Regions from separate parts of the Homo sapiens genome. Here region 1 is linked to region 2. A link is an interaction called in ENCODE POLR2A ChIA-PET data of the cell type or tissue named here. Cell type or tissue: endothelial cell of umbilical vein. All regions are shown on one strand.

Evidence for each region. ChIA-PET counts read pairs that join two places held together with the same protein. Peaks named below come from ENCODE experiments on the same cell type or tissue, not always from the same donor. Only the 100,000 strongest peaks of a DNase experiment are listed, where the experiment ranks them.
Region 1: POLR2A ChIA-PET joins it to region 2 with 5 read pairs; 2 of 35 experiments call an interaction of 5 or more read pairs at or near these places.

The regions. Positions count from the first base shown.
Region 1 is chr3:32,780,219-32,782,718 of GRCh38, forward strand. No RefSeq gene overlaps it. Among named protein-coding and RNA genes, the nearest start is that of TRIM71, 37 kb to the right of the region's middle. RefSeq lists enhancers at 1-356, 357-1,078, 1,063-1,142, 1,079-1,798, 1,563-1,642 and a silencer at 1,383-1,462. In endothelial cell of umbilical vein, a CTCF peak has its summit at 1,414 (motif pointing left); DNase peaks (open chromatin) are centred at 1,183 and 1,393; H3K4me3 peaks cover 1,215 bases; H3K27ac peaks cover 436 bases.
Region 2 is chr3:34,718,037-34,720,536 of GRCh38, forward strand. No RefSeq gene overlaps it. Among named protein-coding and RNA genes, the nearest start is that of LINC01811, 560 kb to the left of the region's middle. In endothelial cell of umbilical vein, no CTCF peak of the experiment used is centred here; no DNase peak of the experiment used is centred here.

The sequences.
Region 1 (2,500 bases), 1.9 Mb before region 2:
GGCTGTGCATTATACAGTGTGTGGATTGTTCTAGGTGAACAATAAAGCCTGCTAAACAGAATTTTTGGTGACATGTCCTTTCTAGGCCTGGCAACGACACCCAGGGCCTACTTCTTTCAAGGTGGTGAAGGCCTATTAACATAAGCCCAAGATTCACAGGGCCTCAGCATCCTTGACCTCTGCGCCTTTATGGAGTGAGAGTTAAATAGTAGCCCGGGACGGGTGGGTTAGTTACTGGTCAAAGTCAATCCTCCAAGTCAACTTGGCCTGGACTAAAGTAACCAAACCCATGCAGAAAACTTGCAATTTAAAAATTCATCTTCCCTTTCTTCCTAGAAAGGACTGGGCAGAAATGCAGGCTCCAGGGTGGGAGTGGGGCTGCGACGGGAGGAGGCAGCGAAGTTCATTAGCCCCCTCATTTGGGGCAATAGGAATCCGTGTGGTGACAAACAATTGTCCTGGAGGATTTAGGGGGATTTGGCCAAGTGTCCCTGTGGGCCCCCAGCCTCCTCCTAATCCCGTCCACATTTCAGACTACTTAGGATCGCATTAAATGTCAAAGCCGGCGTTTAGGGAAATATCTACATTTCGTATGCATCGCTCGGATGAAAAGAAAAGCTGAAACGAACCTCGGAGCTTTTGGCGCGAGAGGCGCTCTGTGTGGTCCCGAGTGTGAATGGGAAGAGGGGGGCGGCGCCCCGGGGGCCTCCCCGCCCAGGAATGCAGGCCTTTCACATGTAGAAAATGCTAATGCTTTGTTCCTGCCTCGGCCTCCCGGAGGCGCAGAGGCGCCCGGCCGGATTGTCCCGGCGCATTTGCATGTGAGCGGCCCCAGATCCCCGTCCCCACCCTCGGCCCTCCCCCACCCCAGCACGGCTGGCCGGGGACTTCTGTCCTCGGGCCGGGGCCGCCTTCAAACGTCCTCTGCCGTCATTTATTTCATCCCGGTTAAAGCCACAAATAGCTACTTTCTGAATGGATAGCCTTTCCCCTGGGGAGCCGGGCAGGTGAACATTTTTTACTCCATACTTGAGACACTTGACAAAGAGAGTTGTATCTGGAACAACCTCTGTTCCAGCGAGGAAGGGCACGGCGTTGGCTGAGCCATGCCCCACTACAGCGTCACATTTATGTCCTGTGGCGAACACGCTGTGTTTGGCGTGACACTAGGGGCTCCAAACTACCCATTACGTGGTTCGTCTTCAGTGGCATCCAAGCGACCGCAGGTGGCGGGGCCGAAGGGGTAAGGGTATTTCATGCACGTTTTACGGAAGAAGACACAACCCAGAGTTGAGGGGCCACCGGGGTCCCTCTCTTGAGCACAGGCGCCCGGAGCGCAAATGCGCGGACTGACCCAGCGGCCGGCGCGGCGGCGCCGGGCGGACTTAATCGCGGGCGCAGCGCGAGGCTCGGGACCCAGAGCACCACCTACCGGCGGCACGGTCGGCGCAGCAGGCCCCAGAAGGGCGGGGAACGCTGTCAAGCCCAGGGGCACTTCGGCGAGGAGCCCCACCCGCCCTCCAGCTGACCCTCAGCTGTGGCCCACATCCGGGGCCCAGAGCGCCGCGGAAACGCCGAAGCCCGGCCGGCAGGTACCCGCACGTCTCCTTCTGCCACCGCGGAGCTTGCTTCATTAACTCCGTTTCATGTGACTTATTTTATTTCTTTTATTTTTATTTATTTCATTTTATTTTATTTCACTTATTTCACTTCAATATTTTATTTGGTTTATGGTTTTACTTCATTAATTTTACTTCATTAATTCTGTTTTCCCCATTATTTAATTTTATTCTGTCTCAGTATTTAATTATTTGTTTCACTACTTTATTTGTGAGTGAAGGGAAAGGGCGGATACCTTTTTTGTCTTATTTTTCGTTGTTGTTATTGTTGTTGTTGTTGTTTTTTGAGACAGAGTCTCGCTTTGTCGCCCAGGCTGGAGTGTAGTGGCGCGATCTTGGCTCACTGCAACCTCTGCCTCCTGGGTTCAAGCGATTCTCCTGCCTCAGCCTCCTGAGTACCTGGGATTACAGTCGTGCGCCACTACACCTAGCTAATTTTTGTGTTTTTAGTGGAGACGGAGTTTCCACCATGTTGGCCAGGCTGGTCTCGAACTCCTGACCTCAGGTGACCCACCCTCCTCGGCCTCCCAAAGTGCTGGGATTACAGGCCTAAACCACTGCGCCCTGCCGGCCTCAATCATATTTTTTTAAACCCCTTCCAGCTGCCTGCTCTAGGCAAGATAACTTGCCCAGTGTACAGGGCAGAAAAGAGGAGATGACAACATAGTCCTAGGCTCAAGAGCCCCAAGCCAAACTGACAAACAACAAAGACCCAATAATTCAAACCAGGCTCCATGGAGGAGGTGTCATTTCAGGTGGGCAGATACAAAGGGATAGGAAGCTGCTTCATGTGCCTGGATAATAGGGGCCGTGCCTGAATAATAGGGGCCATGTTCCATATCAATACAAGGAAGAGTTCCGTCACACTGTGGAGAGTCTCT
Region 2 (2,500 bases):
TGTTTATTTTAATCTGTACTTATATGACACTTTTTATTTAAAAGGACTTAAGGCTTTCCTCAATTATAGGAACTTATTAGCTTTTTTTTGTCTTCTCTTTTTTTTGTTTTTCTAGGATTGCAGTTGTATGTATGTTGAAGCTTCCTAGCTTATCTATCATATCTCTTCACTCTACTTTTATAATTTTTAATCCCTTGGTCTTCCTGTGATACATTTTGTTTCCATTTCTCAGTTTTATCTTTCACTCTGATGAGCTAATTTTAATTGATTCCTGGCAAGATATTTTTTATATTGAGGATTTTATGTTTTCTCTAATATATTTCACATCTAACTTCTGTCTTAAGTCTTTTTTGTATTACCCTGTATATTCCGATTATCTATCTTCTAATCAAAGCCATTTCTTTACTTTTCTCCAAGTGCACAAAATATATTTTTCATTAATGTCTTTTTCAGATATTTCAATAAAAGTAACTTCATACAAAATAAATTTATTTTTAGATTAGTAATGTTTTGTTCTTGTTTTTAGTGTACCTTAAGTGCGTTTTTTAATTTTTTATTTTCAGGCTCTTTTAAAGAGTCTTAAAGGGTTTTTTTGTTGTTTTCATTGTCACTCAATGTTGATTTTTTTCTGAGTTCCTCTATCAACTCATTCACAATCCAGAAAAATAATAGTTTTTCAGAATTTTCATTGGTAATATTAATCAATAAACTTCATAAAGCATTCAAAACTGATAAGTGTTCAGTACTATTGGTACAATATTTACATCAAAAACTTTTAAGCATTTACATACATATAACCAGGTAAAAATTACAATGAAAAAAGAAACATCATTTTTAACAAGTAACAAGAAAAAATATATGATACTTAGAACTTTACCCAATGACTTTAGGAAAAATAAGGCTTTACTGAAGAGCTCGAGTATATAGAGCTCTAAGTAATATTCATGCATGTGAAGCCTTAATATGTACAATATATCAGCTCTCCAGATATATTCACAGATTTGATGCACTTTCATCTAAAAATCTGAAGGGTTTTTATTTGGTGGAGGTTGCTTGACAAAATGATATTTAAAATATGAAAGAAAAAAACAATTAGTAGCATTTACATTTTGATCTAAAACTTGGGAAGATAGGACTTATTTCTGCTAGATATCAAGACATGTTCTAATTGTATTTTAATTAACAGAGTGTGGTATTTGCATAATAGAATATAACAGAGCACCCAGAAAGAGACCCAGTAATATATGGAAGTTTAGTACACAGTAGATGTTGTATACCATTCCATAAATTATGTAAGAGCATTGACTATTTATATAATCCATACATTCATCCTCACCTTATGCCATATACCAGAATAAATACCACTGAAATGAGGATTTAATTGTTTGGAGAAACTACAGGAGATATTATGATCCTGAAGTAGAAAAGTTTTTTCTAACTGGACACACACATGTGCACATACACTACCACCATGAAGAAAATGATTGAGGTATCCCATTACCTTACATTTATCTTAAAACAATATCATAAAATATGGTTAAGCAGAAAGTCGCGAACTACACAGAAGCTTTGCAGCCACATATAACCAAAACACATAAATTCAGTATCCTTGATTTTGTAAGAACTTCTAAAATTTACTGTGAAAAACAAATCGTTTACTTAAAACATAGACATTGGTTGTAAACAAAGCGCAGAAAAACACTCATGAATGTTATGTATTTGGAACAGCAGAGATTCATAAAAGTGTAATATTTCTGTATCATTTTAAATAGAAGTTTCCTAAATAGAGTCAACAGAAGAACAAGTGATGGAAATGGCTATCACTAATGGAGTCATTCGCAGCTGCTACTCAGATGGGTAAAAAGCTGAGAAAAGCAAAGTTGGAAAAGGCACCAGGCAAAGGGCATTTTTCTTCAGTGTGGGCCTCTGAAGGGATCACTTTGGAAACATGAAAAAAAAAGAAAAAGGCTAAAAGTTATTTGGGATTATTCTTGGGTTGGGGAAAAACAGAAGAGATAACTTGGTGTTGTGAGGAGAGAAAGCCCGTGGAGCTTGTACTGGAGCCTGTTTTGACCATCAGATAGCAGGCCCAGGTGCTTGCTGCTGGACCATGATGATAAGAATGGGGTGGTGAAGAAGCATGGCTGGTGGAAATGGAAAGGCATTAATAGAAATGGACATTAAGGGTAGATGGAAACTTCCAGGAAGGATAGGCATGCCACCATTGCAAATACTCATAATTTGAAAAAAGTCAAGAATTGTTCAGATGTCCTACTTCAACACATAAGATGGTCTGCTTGACAAAGAGTGTCACAAACAGTTTTTAATTTTAATTTTTTGGGTACATAGTAGGCATATATATTTATAAGGTACATGAGACATTTTGATACAGGGATGTAACGGGTACTAATCCCATCAGGGTAAATGGAGCATCCACCACGTCCAGCATTTATCCTTTGTGTTACAAGTGATTCAATTGTACTCCTTTGGTTATTTTAAA